Linked DNA regions of Mus musculus: all the other regions are linked to region 2. Evidence: chromatin loops called from intact Hi-C (ENCODE). Cell type or tissue: heart. All regions are shown on one strand. Each heading gives the region's core, and the rest is flanking DNA. Links, peaks and the distances in the headings are about the cores only.

Region 1 (5,661 bases), core at 1,026-5,025, 270 kb before region 2:
CCAGCCCATTGTGAGCTGTGCCGCATCCGGGCCTTGCTTGCTACACAAGAAAAGTGGCAGAGTAATGTAGGATAGTAAGCAATAAGCACTCTTCTTTTGTGGTCCCTTCCTTGGCTTCTCTGGAGGGTTGATTATAACTGGTTCCTCCCTAAATTGACATTGGCTAGTGTTTTATCAAAGCAACAAAAAAGCAAACCAGGACACAGGCTCTTTACACTAATTGGCAATTATTATCTAGCTGTGGGGCAAAAGCAGCCCCTTAACTTGCCCTCTTGGCCACTTGGTTTTTTCTAGAGATGGAACAGTACTCCTTAGAGACCTTCTCAGCCAAAACAGTACTGAAAGAACCCTTGCCTTCACCTGTGGACCCCTAGGTCAGATCAGGAGGCATTTGAGAGGAGACAATTCCATTACAGACCCGAGTAATGTGGGTATTAGTGCTACCAAGCACAGAGAAGTTGAGTGGAGGAAATGCTAACGTTAGATAGTAAGTCTGTGCCTGTCCCCAACAAAGAGAAAAGCATTAAAAATTGGGAGCCATCCTGTAGCCCAGAGTTTCTTGGGAGCAGTTACTGCCTTCTTTGTGAAGGATGTTATGAGGGCTGTTTCTGCATGTGTTGGGCGGGGTGGGAGTTGTGTGGCATTGTGGGGAAGGAATGGAGATGGAAACTGGATTTGACTGCTATACAAAGAGACAGGACTGGCTGCTAACAGGCCAGGAAACTGTGGCCTGAGAGATTTGGGGTAGAACACAAGTAAATGGGAAGCCAGTCAGAAGCAAATCCAAAAGGCCAACTCACCGGTCTGTACTTCCTTCTGCAGGACCAACAGAACAACCAGATGAGGGAAAAATGAGACTGGCAGGGATGTGGTGATGGCTCAGACAGTCATGTGATTGCCTACAAGCGAGAGGATCTGAGTTTGATTGCCAGGGCCCACCTTAAAAATCTGGGTGCCCTGAGTTAGGATAAGAATCCCAGTACCTGGAAGGGAAGACAATCCGTGCCCCAGGATTTGTCAGCCTAGACTAATGGATGAGTTCCATAAAACCAAGGTGGCTGGCGCCTGAAGAACAACATTCAAGGTTGATGTTTAGTGGGCTCATGCACATGCACGCACACGGGCACGGTTTGCAGTCCTACCCACTCCTTAACACAGTGGAAAGGTGAAGTCCGGTGGTTTACGTACAATTACACCTATTGCAGGTATTTATAAAGGGGCAAAGAAAAATTATGCACAGCCTCTTTGCACCACTGACATAGATCTAAAGGGAAAGTGATTAATACACACTGCTGCCTCCCACACATCCAGCTCTCCAGGGTACCTGGCTCGCCCAGCTGCCTCTCTGAACATACTGTGATCCTGTATCCAGGCACCACTAGAGAGCAATCCTCGGTTTTATATATATATCCAATACATATATCCAATATATATATCCAATATATATATATCCAATTCATTGCCAACCTGTGTCAGTCCTAGTCATTAAGTAGCTACAACACACCTTTACTAACTCATACCATTTCCTATGTGATAAATGCTACATCCTTCTCGATGGTATTTCTGCCTCTAGTTTCCTCTCTCTGTAGTCTGGGGATGTTCCCATCAAGAGGCACAACTGCAGTGTGTGAGAAACTCATAAAAACAACCCAGTCCCTAGATCTTGACTTAATTGGCTTGTACTGGTAACTGGTAAATAGCCTCAGCAAAGGACCACCCTGAGTAGCTGTCTGGCCTAGAACTCACTGTCTAGAGCAGGCTGCCCTCAGGGTTAGAACACTCCTACATCTGCCTCCCAAGTGTTAGAATTCAGGGCATATGCCAACACACCCAGAAAGAGCAAGGTTAAAACTCACTGGAGGCTGTTCAGACGTGTCAAGATAGTCAACAGCTATTGTTTCTATCTGCACTCTAGTGTGGAATTATTGCATTATCATTCTGTGGCTTGTGACTACTGTTGGGCCAGTCTAGTACCCCAGTTCCCAATGGTTGTGTGAGTGATGTCACTGGCTGGCACTCTGTAACTCCTTCTGCTTTCCTGGTTCGCTTTAGAGCGAGAAAGAGTGTCACTCTGTAGCCCTGGCTCGGGACTTCACTCTGTATTCTGGATTGGCATCGGAACTCACGGCAATCCTTCTGCCTTGGCCTCCCAGGTGGGGATTGTTCTCCCAGCCACTCTCCTGGTCTATAAAGTTCTAAACCCATTTGCCAGTGGCATTTAGCTACTTTTAATTTCCTAAATAAATGACTATTCCATTTACTCCCACATAAGTACATTTTATGACCCAGGTTAAATAAGCTCATTCAAACTTTAGTGTACTTTAATTATATTTTTAAAACATATAATGTGGCATTAAAACTTTAAAGTACTACTTAAAGTCAAATATTTTATGATGTCGATTACATGAAAATGTGAATTGATATGAAAAAGGCCTAGTGAATTCATTACAATGCTCTCTGAGAGTCGTTAAGTGAGAGGGTTATACATTTTGTTCGTATTTTTCTATGTTTTAGACATACATTACACCTTTAAACAGGAAAAATATAAACTATTTAAATATTTTTAATACACCATGCATTACTACATCTAAATGTACTTGACTCTTGGATTCTTTGATTAGTTAATGGCCCGGTGAGAAATACATGAGCAAAAGTGAATTTTCCCTGTAGCCACTAGATGGCGATCATTCAACATCTATTACACAAATTGCTAAGGCCAACCTTGCAGACTGTTTGACACAAGTATTTTCATCTTTCAACTAACAAATTATAATGTCTTGCTTACATTTAGAAAATTTTAAATGCTCAATAAAATGTCGTTGGAATGATTAGTCCTCAAATGGACCTTTCACAAACACTTCTTGTTTATTGATACCAACTACTTTTACCCAATTTGGCACAGATGCCACTTAGAAAAGTGGCAGAAATCCCTTTCATCCTGGAATTCTCCTTTGTTTATACTCCTGACCTAGGCTTTCAGGTGATAACTACAACATGATTACTTAATTTAAGTAGAGAAACTCAAGGTTTAGGTCCCTGCTCCCCTCTATGAATGCTTTTTCATATTGGCAGAAACCTAAAGGGTCAAGTACGGGTCAAGTGGAGTCAAACTTCCAAATATCAGAAGACGGTAGGGAGAAAGGCTGTGGGGAGCCGCACTCACATTTGCCATTACAAGATGGCGCTGACAGCTGTGTTCTAAGTAGTAAATAATCTGCACATGTGCAGGGGCAGTTTTCCCGCCATGTGCTCTGCCTTTCTCGTGATGACAACTGGGCCGATTGGCTGCAGCCAATCAGGGAGTAACACGTCCTAGGCGGAGGATAATTCTCCTTAAAAGGGACGGGGTTCTGGCACTCCCTCTTCTTCATCTCTTCGCCTCTTCGTCTCTTTGTCTCTTTCTCTTTGTCTCTTCGTCTCTTTGCCTCTTCGTCTCTTTGTCTCTTTCTCTTCGTCTTTTCCTCTGCTCTCTCTGCGTCTCTCTGCGTCTCTCTGCGTCTCTCTCTCTCTCTCTCTCTCCCTCTCTGCCTCTCTCTGCCACGCTCTTCCTCTCTTGCTCCTGAAGATGTAAGCAATAAAGCTTTTGCCGCAGAAGATTCCGGTTTGTTGCGTCTTTCCTGGCCGGTTGCGAACGCGAGTAAGAAAAGGCAAGCACTTGAGGAATGTCATGGCACACATCTGTGTCATAGTGATTCTGAGCTGTGTCTGAAATAATGTATACGTGGATATTACCAATGAATAGTCCTAAGATTTCACAGAATAATCAATTGGAAATACAGTTTAATTTTTAATTTTTTAATCATGCATATGTGTGGCTGTGTTAATGTATGCATGAATATGGGTGCCTATAAGGCCAAAAGAGGGTATCATATCCCCTAGAGCTGGAGTTCCCGGCTGCTGGGAGACATCTGACACGGGGTGCTGGGTACAGAACTCAGGCTCTCTGGAAAAACGCTGAGTGTGCTTAGAACTGAGCCATCTCTTCAACTCTGACAAGGATGTTTAGAAATCTGCATTGCCGATTGCATAATGGCCCACGCCTTTAATCCCAGCTCATGGGATGCAGAGGCAGATGAGTCGGTCAGCCTGGTCTACACACTGAGTTCCAGGACAACCGGGGCTACACAGAGAAAACCTGTCTTGAAAAAAATAAAATAAAATCTGTATCCCCATTTTCCACCATTTTTGCATCTAGCGTAATGCTAAGTATCAACGAAGTCTCCAGTGGTTTCTAGAGCTGTTTTTCTCCTTTCCTTAGTCTGATCGCTTATCAATGGCACTCCTTCTCCTTGTTAGATTCACTTTGGTTGAACAATGTCCCGAGCACTGCATCCACTTCCTGGTAAACAAGACTTCGATGAATCAGAGCTGGGAGATGCAGAGCTGGTTTTCTGCCACGTCAACTGGCCTTCTGCTTTAAAAGAGTGAGAGGCGTTACTAACGTCTAGATTGTAGAACTGGATATACATTCCAAGGGTTGTCACTGCTGACCAAATAAGAACACATAAGCACAGAGTGATTTTGTTAAAAAAAAAAACATATTTATTTGTATTTTATGTGTACGAGTGTTTTGCCTGCATGTATGTCTGGGCGCCATGATATAGGTGCTATGCCACTGGAGCCAGAAGAGGGCATCAGATCCCCTGGAACCGGAGTTACAGACACTTGTGAACCCTTGTGTGGGTGCTGGGAACCAAACCCAGCTCCTCCTCAAGAGCAAGTGTTCAAATGTTCTCAACGACTGAGCCAGCTCTTCAGCCCCTAGTAATTTTAAAATAACTTTTCTGGCATATATATATGTATGTATATATGTATGCCAGAAAAGTTATTTTATATATATTCAATTATTACCCCTAAAAGCCCAAAGAAAAGCTGAAATCACTCATAATTTCCCACCTCTGATAACGTTTCTTAGAAATGGCTATAAAACTAGTTTTAAGTGGTTTTGTTTCCCCTTTATGTTTTTTTTGTTTGTTTGTTTGTTTTGTCCAAAGTCTCTCAGGCTCTACTGCTGGGTTAAGCACCCAACTCCAGTTGTGGTAAACGCATGTAACCTCTCTCCAATCCCACACTTCTCCTGAGGGCGATTGTATTGTTTAGATTTATATTGTCATTGTGAATGATTTTTTTGCTTTTTTGGTTTTTTTGAGACAGGGTTCCTCTGTCCTGGCTGTCCTGGACTTGCTTTGTAGAGCAGGCTGGCCTTGAACTCACAGAGATCCACCTGCCTCTGCCTCCCAAGTGCTGGAACTAAAGTTGTGTGCCACCACATCCAACATATTGTGAATGGTTTAAAAGTAAGGGAAAAAAGGAGGGGGTGATCTTAAACTAAATTTCAACCTGCATTTAAGAACTGCTTCTGTCTAAATCAAAGTTTATTTTCTAAGTGGGGCTGTGGTGGTGCCTGCCATACATCACAGCACTGGAAAGGCAGAGACAAGAGGATCTCTGTGAGTTCGAGGCCAGCCTGGTCTATAGAGCAAGTTCCTAGACAGTCAAGGCCACACAGAGAAACCCTGTCTCGTAAAACAAAGAACAAACAAAAAAATTTATTTTCTTTTGTTGTGTTCAGAGTTCATGTTTAAGTGTTTTATTAGTATCTATTAATTATATGCATAATAACGTGTTCCCTTAAGACAATTTCATACATGAACAGACTGT
Region 2 (5,661 bases), core at 782-4,781:
CTCACTGGGTTGTGTGCACACAGGAAGAGGGAAAGCTGAAGGAAGACTGATGGGGAAGGAAGGAGTCCAACGGGACTGGGAAAGAGAGTAACGGGGGTAGGTAAATGTGTTCAAAATACATTATATACATGTCTACAGATGCAGGGCGAAGCTCAGTATTCTGTATATTCATCTAATTATTACATATAATTGGCATATGCTAATTAAAAACCCCAAAACTCCAAGCCAAACAAACAAAACCAAAACAACCCAATGAGGGCAGTGACAGGGCCACACAGAAAGGACAAATAAGCACAAGGCTATCTATAGTCACATCCGTGGGACCTGGAGAAAGCCACGCTGCCCACGGTGAGGACAGTCTGTTCAAAGCAGACCCTCAGCTGACCTCCAGAGAGGTGATTGAAGGAAAACCAAGCAAAATGTTTGCTAAGAATAGAGCACCGGAGCTCGGGAGCGGGAGGGGTCTGAGCCATCTGTAGGTGGCAGGCTATGGTTTCCAAGTATCTTTATGGATCCTGTCAGCTTAGGCCCTGCATTCCTTATGGCGACACATGGCACCTGTGAATCCCATTTTAGAGAGGAGAAGTGGAGGCTCTGAAGAGGTGACATGACTTGGGAAGTCCCAGAGCCGAGGCTCTCGCCTCCTCCCAGGCTCTGGCTCTCTGTTTTCATCCTTTCTCCGAAAGGATGGAGAAGCCCTGAAGTGTGGTTGATCGGTTGAGGAAGGGCAGCACCACATGGGCTGCCCATGCAGATCGCAACGATCCCGAGGCGAACCCTGAGGACAAGGCTACTTGAATTAGTCACTTTGGCTATTTCAAGGGATAGCAAGGTATGATGGAGTCCAGGAGGTAGGTATGTGGAGAATTATCAGCCAAAAATGAGGAGAAAGATGCTATTCAGCTCTGGGGTTAAGTAGATAAAGACCAGCTCTCCACTGGAAACTGATTTTGTCCTCTTGATTGTCATGTTTGATTGACAAGTGGTAGAAAAGAAAATCATTTCATTCTTTAGTCCTTACTTATTAACTAAGTAAATTAGCAGGCAGCGGGATTTGAATGTGAGTGGGTTGAAGGACAAACATGAGATAAAAGAACTTGTGTTGGAAAATTCAGGTTGGACCAGGGAGCACACAGAAACAAGGAAAAATAAAGCAAGTGAACAAGACGTTCTAGATACAACCGATAAAGCAGACATAAATAAACAACTGGGAAGGTGTCCATCCAGGACTCCCGAGGGAACTCAAGGGTAAAGCTGGGGAGTTGGGAAAGGGAGGAAGCTGAGAGACCCTTGGATTTCCCAGCAAGTTCCTGGAGGGAATAGTGGCCTTTCAAAAGACTGTTTTCATGGAGAAGTCAGCCAGAAATGTTGCTGTAAAGAAGGAAGCCGGACGATTAAAACTGGGGCCAAAAATATGGGAGAGACAAAGCAGAGCCCTGACCGTGCAGGAAGCCCCAGGGGCTGGTCTGCTCTCTGAGATTATCACTCTGAAGACAAACATCGAGGCTGCGGGGGAGCCAGAGGAGCCTTGTGCACAAAGTTTTCAGAAACGGACAAGGATTCTGTGGTTGTGAAAAATCAAAGGTAGCACCAGCCTACAGTCAACATCTTCAAAATTGTAAAGAGGTATCGATTAAGGGGACAAGTTGCATAATTCATCAAACAAGATGCTTAGAACAAGACGTGCTTTGAAGTGTGGGGATTTACACACACCACAAAACAGGTTCTCAGCCTTCCTCACGCTGGGACCCTTTAATACAATCCCTCATGTTGTGATGACTCCCAACCGTAAAATTATCTTTGTTGCTACTTCATAACTATAAGTTTGCTACTGTTATGAATTGTAATGCAAACATTGTGTTTTCTGATGGTCTTCGGCGAACCCTGCGAAAGGGTAGTTCAACAGCCAAAGGCGTAATGGACCCACAGGTTATGAACTGTTATCATGTAAGAATATGTTTTTTAAAGCGTCTATTACATATAAATGTAACGGAGATAGTTTTATTGCATATCAGAATATGTGTTTATGGAAGTAAACAACCAAAACTTCAGGCTGAAATCCAGCCCTCATTCCCTCCCATGACATCTCTCCCTTATCCCCACCAGCACCTCCCCCTTCCGACGTCACATGCTCTGTTTTGTTTTTGTTTGTTTTTGTTTGTTTTCCAGACCCACTGAGGATACTTAATGTTGTCTGTATGTGCATAGATGTGGAATATCTACAGGATTGTGGGTAGTTCCCTAAGCCTTGCATCCCTTTTCTAACTACCTGCTTCTCCCAAAAGGTCAACAGTTGTCCATAGCACCCTAATGCCCACCTCCCTGTATCCGTGCTGGGATTTTGTCCAGCTTGATCTCACTCAGGGTTTGAGCATGCTGTCACTACTGCTATAAGTTCTTATCTCAAGTGCTCTGCTGCGGGAAGAAAACAGTGCTGGCTTAGTGTGATCTGCTGCGCCTGCCTCTTGTGATCTTTCTGTCCCCTCTTTCGGGATGCTCCCCGAGCCTCTAGGGGAAAGGGTGTGGCTATATAACTCCCGTTTATGGCAGGTCACTCTGTAGTCTCTTATTTTCTGTAGTCTTACCAGTTGTGTGTCTCCATGCGAGTTGCCATCTATTGCAAAAAGAAGCTTCTCCTAATGGGAAAACATCCTGCCTGGGTATGCGTCCTAACTGTCATTCAGACGTTTGCTAATGAGTCACTACCTCCAAACTACCGTGCCCTGGGAGCAGCTTGGCAATGAATATGTTTGAATGGTTCTGCCAAGCCTTGCTAAGATGCAGCTGTGGTGATGGGAGTGAGCTGGGGGTAGGAAACCAAAGAGTAAGAAGTCGGTGTTGGAGAGACTCTGCCATTACCCTCCAGGCTATTTGAGTTATACTGACATCTAGTGGTTCTTGAACGAAGCTGCAGGAGGAAGAACAACACGTTAAAGCAGAGAGAAGTCAGGCCTGGCGTTGTTCTAGTCCAGAAGATTCCGCCCCCCACATTCTTCTCCAGGAAAAGCTCTATTGTGCCCTTGAGGCCAGGGAGTACCTAATAGCCCAGTGGTCTGGATTATAGAAAAGCCAGTGTACTCGGGTTTTGGCAGTCACACCGGTGTACTCTGGCTGTTGCTGCGGGGCAGCACAAGGCTGCCTGGAGCTGTCCTTCCAGGCTGAGCACATTCTAAAGCCTCACGGGAAAGAAGGACTTGGGAGACGAGGAGGCAAAGGGGACACTGGTTAATAAGACTGGGGGAATTCTGGGATACACCGCCTGTTCATTTAAGGCATTGGTTCTCAACCTTCCCAATGCTGTGACCCTGTAATACATTCCTCATGTTGTGGTGACCCCCAATCATAATAATTAGTTCATTGCTACTTCATAACTGTAATTTTGCTGCTGTTATGACATGTAATAGAAATATCTGATGTGCCTGACATCTAATCTATAACCCCCAGATGGGCTGCAACCTAGAGATTGAGAACCAGTGATTTAAGTAATAGGGCAGGGGAGGTGGATTGGGGGCTGGCAATCCTGAAAGCCTAGAGAGAGATCACAAATCCAACAACCAAGGGTTATTATCAGAAGTGAGTGAAGACAGAGTCACATGGAGGAACAAGCCCAGTGACAAACTTACTGACCAGTCTGTCATCTCAAGTAGAAATCAAACCACATCTGTCCTACAGTCTTCCTTACCCAGGCTGACTGCTACCTTCAGCGAGCGCCATACTGCTCAAAAGGGGTTGATTCTATTTCAGACACGCCCACGTGCTCCATATTCCTAGAAGGCAGATGAAGCCAGGCAAGTAGTGTGACTATTTACACCACGGCCTTTTGAGAGCTTGCTACCTATTCATTTGGAATGGGGTAGTTTCAAATATGCACAGCAAGAAACTGGGAAAGACAGGTGTAAAGACACTGAGACAGCCCGATTAAAACCAAACGTTGGGTAATAGGATGCTTTCCATCAAGAGCAAACTTAAGCGCACACGTCGATGCTGTTCCTACCTCTGTCTGTACCATTGACATTCGGTATGAGCGCATCTCTGATACCAGCCCTAAGATGTCCACAAATTCATGATCTCGAATGTGTTGCAGGAGCCTGTCCAGGGCAATGAAGGTTCCTGTCCGTCCCACACCCGCACTGCAAAAGAAGGTTCAGATAACACGTAAGTCTCACAGGGCTTCTGCACTGCTGGAAACCAACTGGAGATCTCTAAAGCAGACAGACAGCAATGAAAGGGGGAACCTGTTCTCCCACAGTGCCTTGCACTTAGCTGGGTCCTGAGGATGCTGAGGTGGCTGGTGCTGCTTAGAGGCCACATTTTTTACCATCACATCATTCGCTATAGAGGTAAGGCTTTGCACCATTTCTGCCCTGAGCTCTCTGTTTTTGGAGGAAAGTGAAGACGGTACACTGAGCAGCCCAAGGAGGAGATGGTTCACGCTCCCCTTTAGGCAAGGATGCATATTAACAGCCTTCTGTCTCAGGGGTAGACAGACAGACAGACAGACAGACAGACAGACAGACAGACAGACACACACACACACACACACACGTCATTCCTGGAACCCAGCTCAACCCAGCTCCAAGGTTTAGTTGACAACCCCACTGCCTAACTCCAACTCTGGAGCCTTGAACATTTATTTGCACACAGTCACCTCACCCTCTCAGACAGCCATGGAGAGGCTCTACTCCTCTAGTAGAACCACGTGTCTCTACTGACCCAGCCATGAATGTGCACGAATCTCCCAGCGATCTTTTAAATGACTACCTTGAGGGCGAACTCTTCTTATCCAGTGCCTGAGCCCCAGAGTTAAGGGTGTGGACAGATATGGACTGGTATTGCCAACTCCCTAAAGTTTCCTGTTCTCCGTGTTAAAGTCAGTTCTGCCCTTCTGCCAATCATCCGCAGAGCCAAAGGGCTTCGAACTTTAAATTACACTGACATTTTGGATAAAGAGACAGTTGAGCCAATTTAGATGTGGAATTTGCTAGAAGAAGAAGAAGAAGAAGAAAAAAAAAATCCCAAACTAAAAGCCTTTGAGTTCAGAACCCAATTTGCTTTTTCTATTAGATAACTCTTCTCTCCTGGGGCTTCTCAGATAAAATGGTCTGCCACCAAGTGGGCCCTTGTAAAGTCACATCCCGCAGGGCCCCTGCTGCCAGCTGAGAAAGGACTGTGTGAGCTTGACCCCACAGGTGCAAGCAGCTTTATTTTCAGAGGGCTGTTTTGAGAATAATCTCATTTCCAACAACATGCTTTGAAACCGCAGGAGTCTCATGTGGGCGGATGAGGAGGACCCGCTCTGCTCCTTCAACAGCAACTTAGCAGCTCACAAGCATGGCTGGTCCTCAGTGTGCGCACACACAGGGTACACACATGCAGTGTGAACACATACGTGTGCACACAACACACCTGTACATTCACACACATTATGTGTACACACATACATACATGCACGTATATAATGCACACATATTTATATTGCTCACCAGAACACACACACACACACACACACACACACACACACACACACAAAACCACAGGATCAACATTTTAGCTCACCAAGACAAGGTGCTAGCTCCCATATTTGAAAGGTACTTGCTCAGGATGGGATAGTTGCGGATGTGTTCCCTAACATCCGTCCCTCCATGTCTACCTCTGATTCGC
Region 3 (5,661 bases), core at 1,026-5,025, 210 kb before region 2:
GAAACAAATGCTTGGGCACTGAATGGTGAAATTTTGAGGAAAAGGGGAGATTTACTGAAGGTCAATTCTCTGTCTTGAGGTTCCCTTAGAACCAACCACAACAGAGGAAATCAGTGAAGGGTCTCAGTGGCCTCCTTTATATTTCAAAATAGTCATTAACCTGGCTTTAGATAAATAATTCACAACCTCACACTTGTGCAAATTTGTCTAAATTATTCCTGTTCCTCTCTAAGACTCTTTTCTCAGAGCCAGTGAAGATAATACTACCCATTGCTCAGAGTTCTTGGAATTATATAAAATAAGCCTGCCTTTAGTTTATGTAATTATACATATTATTTCCTGCCAGTTCTTTGGACACAGTAACCTCCAATCCAGGCCACTGCTATTCAAGAAATGATAGTTGAAAGCCCTGTGGCAGTGGCACCCAGTAGTCAACAGGTGTAACCCGTGTTCTAGGAGATGAGCGAGAACAAATGTGCTTATTAAAAATGAATGTTCAACTTTAGCTCAGTCAGAGTCAGCTTCTTGGTGTTTCGAAACTTACATGAGATTGAGAAATAAACAACAATGGGATGATATTTACTAGAGAAATATGTTGAATTTTAATGTATAATAAACTTTGTTTTGTTCTATTGGGACTTTGAAAAATCTTTATTTGTTTATATATTTTATGTATATGGGTTTTACACCTGCATGTACATTTGCATACCAGAAGAGGGCATTAGACCTCATGGACATCAGATCTTGTACTGGTTGTTAACCACCAAAGGAGGGCTGGGAATTGAACTCAGAATCTCTGGAAGAGCAGCCAGTGCCCTTAACCACTGAGCCATCTCTCCTGACCCAAGGGACTTTCGTTTTTTGAATAGTCATTTTCTTTGATTAAAACGGACCTGTGGCTGTGACCCGCTTACAGACACTGAAAAAGAGACAAGGAGCCTGGGGAACAGCAGAGTGCTAGAGGCTTATCTGATAGATGTAAGGACCCAGGCTTGACGCTCATCACCAGATAACACAAATAACACAAATGAAACAAAAATACAGAGGTTTTATATGTAAACTTGTTAGAACAATACTCAGAAAAATATTCAGGCAGAGGCATGCAGAAGGAAGAAAAAAACATACTGATCAGGGAGTACTTTCTAAAGTGCAGAACCAAACAAATAACAGGAAAACGGGAAGAGAAACCAGGATGCCTGTGTGTATACATCTTCTAGACACAAAAAATCTTCCATAGGGTACAGCAACTCAAGGCCTTGCCTAAAATGTCTAGTTTTCATGATAAACGTAACTGTTTTTATTTTTATCATAGGCCTAAGTGGTTTTGTAGCAAGTCAACTCTTTTAGAACAGCACAGATCAGAAAGGATGTAGCTGTTTAGAACTTTCAAAACATCTGGAAAACTACTCAAGCAAATAGAATCATGTCCATTAACAAAACAGATGTTTTCTACTGTGACGGGAAAACAGGACTTATTTATTTTTTCGTTTTTAAATATGTGTTTCATATGGTCCAACTCCACCTTAGAATGCGTTCTACCTCTTTAAGGGTCTGGGGACCACAGTGTTCTTAGGGGCTATGCAAATGTCAATGTGCTCATGGCCACTTAGGTGTTTGAATGCCAATGTTTTCTAATAATATATATCTTTTGAACTTAGCACCAGAAAAACACGTTTAAAAGTCTAGGGTGACTTTGCAAACTCTCAGCCAAAATGTTAGAGTCTGGATTAAAATCATTTGGTGCTTTGGCAAGACTCTTGGAGTCCTGAGTGAGAAGCCAGTAATCAGAACACAGCAGAATAGCCCGAGAGCCACTGGGGCTCATTTTGCACAGGAAAAAAAAAGGAAGTTTATTTCCACTGACCACTTGGAAAGAGTCTCAAAGGTCCTAGGAAACAAGTGTTGTCAAAAACCCAGAGAGAATTGTGTCCCAGCAACCCAGCAAATGAATCCATTCGAAGCTCATTGAGGGGACATTTCCCTTTTACAAATGAATGTCCCACAAACTTAACTATTAGGCTACATGAATCACATATTCTAGGTTATTTCTTCTGTTCTTTTTCAAACGAGGTAAACTTGTTAAAAGGCAATCTCATTGTATTGTTCAGGCTAGCCCCAAACTCCTGGAATCATAGGAAGGCACTTCAGCCTTTCAAAGTAGCATGCAATGGCACACCTGGCTAAAAACATATGGACACCAACAAACAAAAGCATTTGTATTAGTTGTCTGTCAAGTGTTTAAAGCTAGAATATTCCATGGCCAGCTATGCTGAGACACACCTACCATCCCAGTGTTCTGAAGGCAAAGGCAGACACAGCAGGTGTTCAAGGGCAGTCTCTGGCTAAGAGCAATTTTGAAATAAGTGGGGCAACATGGAGACCCTGTCTCAAAAAAAAAAAAAAGGAAAGTCTACATTCAATAGAACATTTTTTATAGTTTAGAAATTAGTGAGGGTTTTTTTGTTTTTTCATTCTTTTAACCAAGAAAACCAGAAATGCAGAACGGCTTTTCTACTGCAACGGGTACAGTAAAAATAATTTGTCCAATAGTGAAATGGAAGACCACTTAGCTTGATAATGGATCGGACTGGTGTGAGCCCATAGGGTGGTCAATATTTTAAAACACTGTCCATGTAGAGAGAAGTCCTTAGCCTATCTCGCATCATTGCAGAGCACACCAAGTCCATAGTTTCAAAAGATCATCCTGAAGGATGCTGATCACCGTCTGAGTGGGAGATAGTAGGACTTCTATTTCTAGTGAAGTGTTATCTGCTGGCAGAACAAGTATCTTGTCTCTTCATAATGGGCACTGCTCTGATGAAGAACACAGCACGATGGAAGCCCTGTGTGCTCAGCCCACCTCAGCCTGGAGATTATTCCTGCCGGAATACCTGTTCCTAGGAATGCTGGAGTGTGGACCCAGACATGATGCGTGTGGGGGTGGACAGAGGTGACTGTTGACAGACACAACTTATTTCCTACTTCTTGGCATAATAACTCAATTTATGATAGCATGGCCGTTTCTGCTTATTCTTATTCTTGTTTGGAGCTAGCTCATCAGCAATTTTAGAAAGAATGCAGGTGTTTTAATTATCACCCCACTGTAGGGAGTTGTGAGCAAGAAAGATACCACAGTTTAGAGAAGAAAATAAAGAGCTTTCTATGAAGATTATTTGCATTTGTCTAGGAGATAATTCTGTGCATCTTTGCTCTGAGCACTGCCCAGAATAGAAATGAATACGCAGCAAAGACTGGCTAAGTCCAGAGCTTTCTAATTCCTTCTGAGACACAGCTCCCAAGCATAACTTTATCTTGTTTGAAGTGGTATGAATTTCCCAAATTGGACATCTAACAATTTTTTTTTTTTAAAGATTTATTTATTATATGTAAGTACACTGAAGCTGTCTTCAGACACTCCAGAAGAGGGCGCCAGATCTCGTTACGGATGGTTGTGAGCCACCATGTGGTTGCTGGGATTTGAACTCCTGACCTTCGGAAGAGCAGTCGGGTGCTCTTACCCACTGAGCCATCTCACCAGCCCAACAATTTTTATTAAATATAAAAATGCTCCCCAAAGTAAGAAAAAATGAGTTCCATATATTTATTTAAATCATACTAATTATTGTTTATATGGTTTATGTGTTTGTATCTGTGTGTATTTGTGTGTATGTGTGTGTGCACCAGAGAGAGAGTGTGTGTGAGAGTGTCTGTGGGTGTGTGTGGACACGCCCTTTTACCTGGGTTCCAGTGGATGGGACTCAGGTCATCAGACTTGCATGGAAAGCCATTTCCCTCACTGATCCATCTCACTTGCCCGATGTCTGTATCTTTTGTAGCTGATCTCATCATGATTACACTAGGGATGAGTCAAACACTGTTGTTGTGGGTATAGGGGGTAGAAATGGGCAAAGGGCTGAGGGAAGGGCATGTGTGTGACTTGGGGACAGACTCTGGGAGCCAGCTGCGTGATAAGCCGGCACAGGGGAAGCAGGAGGCCCGCTGTAACACCCGACACTGAGATGTTCCTGCCACAGATGCTCACAGGAGGATGGAGACATGGGGAAGACTTCGGGCAGCAGAAGAGCCGAGGCATTTCAGGGCACAGGGTAGAGAGAGCAGGGCAGCAAGGAATACCCGCTACTACCTTGACTTAGTACTTGACTTACTCTCCTCAGTGTGTCCTTATGGCTCTGTCTTTTGTTTCTTGCACTCAATCCTTCCCCTCTGTAGGAGATGAGCAGAATGCAAAGGAGGAAAGATAACGAGAGGGATGTGACCGATGCCATCCTCACTCTTTTCCAAAAATCTTGGGAACGCAGAAGGGTGCCGTTAGGCCGTATTCCCAAGACTACAAACACCTCATGTTCCTGCTCAGAACTGAAAATGCCACGGAAGGCTGGAGATGTAGCTCACTGGTATGGTGCTTGCTTAGCATCTAAGAAGCCCTGGGTTCATTCCCCAGTCCCATTGAAACAAACAAACAAACAAACAAACAAACAAACAATAAGTGCCCCAGCCCGGATGGGATCCACCGAAAGCTTGTGGATTGTAAGAAATTTAGAGCCCTTGGGTTTCTATTTAAATGTCTTTTTAAGAGTGTGTGGTTTTGGTTTTTTCAAGTTGAATCGTCCCCTTGGCTCCGTGAAGCATTTCAGAGTTGTGGAATAGTAACCACGATGCTGAAGGAGGCTGTGTGTCTCCAGCCGGCCCCCTCATTTTCCCTCAGCACTTGTTGAGTGGGATGTAAATAGAATTCACTCATCCCGCGTGCTTCACACTTGCTCCCCGAAAACACAAAACAGCTTCTGCCGCTCCTGGTGGCTTAGTTACTAGACCATCCTTTGCCACATCTGCCTCTCCGCCTCTTCCCCGTTGTCTACAGAGTGGCTCTTCCATTGCATTTAGTGATCGCAAAAGCACCATCTTCCTTTGGAAGTTGGGGGACTGGGTTCCAATCTAGACACTCTCTCTGATGGAGAGTTCCCCCCTCTGTGCCTCATCGGGATAGCAAGGGCTAGAGACAAGACTGGGTGGGCAGAATGTTAGGGTGGCAATCTGCAGTGCTCCATGAACCAGGCACAGAAGTGTGTGCCTGTAACCACAGCAGTGGGGTGATGGAGGCAGGGGGATCAAAAGCTCAAAGTCACCCTCAGTGAAACAGTGAAGTTCATTCGGAGCTGTTTAAAACAGACACCACACCCCCACCCGCACATGCATGCGCGCATGCGCGCGCACGCACATACAGAAACTCCGGAGAAACACACAGAAGCGACACACACATCCGTACACACAGCAAATAAATATACATTTTTTTTTAATGTAAAGACACTCTGTGCTCTTAAGGTGTATTCTCTTAGCATCTCTGCAGAATTACTCTCACTCAGCTCCACAGTTCCTTCTAGCTTTTTTCTTCCCATTTTTTTTTTTAATAATGAGAATTCGAGTCTCTTCTCTGCGTGAGAACACTGTGTCTGCACGCAGCAACCCAGCGTGGTGTGTTCTCAGGTGTGTGTCCTCGTGAGCTCACACTTGTTGCTTTTATCAGCATCTTAGCTGCCTGGCCCTATTCGGTGCAGCCCCTCTCTCGTCCTCGGCCTCTGGACTTTCTCACTCTCGACGCTTTGCCTGATTTAATAGCTCATCGTGAGGGTGCATGCGTAT

What was found. A loop is a pair of places that touch in the nucleus more often than their neighbours do. Peaks named below come from ENCODE experiments on the same cell type or tissue, not always from the same donor. Only the 100,000 strongest peaks of a DNase experiment are listed, where the experiment ranks them.
Region 1: a loop joins it to region 2, with 5 times the contacts of the local background. A loop is called at or near these places in 34 of 42 quality-filtered maps.
Region 3: it touches region 2 in a loop (4-fold over the local background); 16 of 42 quality-filtered maps call a loop at or near these places.

What each region holds. Positions count from the first base shown.
Region 1 is chr6:137,721,109-137,726,769 of GRCm38, reverse strand. No RefSeq gene overlaps it. Among named protein-coding and RNA genes, the nearest start is that of Strap, 11 kb to the left of the region's middle. In heart, for the core only: a CTCF peak has its summit at 2,666 (motif pointing right); no DNase peak of the experiment used is centred there.
Region 2 is chr6:137,453,054-137,458,714 of GRCm38, reverse strand. It overlaps Ptpro (protein tyrosine phosphatase, receptor type, O), which reads right to left. Exons shown (of 27, transcript NM_011216.3): 25 at 3,995-4,130. Among named protein-coding and RNA genes, the nearest start is that of Gm52924, 180 kb to the right of the region's middle. In heart, for the core only: a CTCF peak has its summit at 2,892 (motif pointing left); DNase peaks (open chromatin) are centred at 1,344 and 2,844; H3K4me3 peaks cover 531 bases; H3K27ac peaks cover 1,782 bases.
Region 3 is chr6:137,661,283-137,666,943 of GRCm38, reverse strand. No RefSeq gene overlaps it. Among named protein-coding and RNA genes, the nearest start is that of Eps8, 15 kb to the right of the region's middle. In heart, for the core only: a CTCF peak has its summit at 3,374 (motif pointing right); a DNase peak (open chromatin) is centred at 1,833.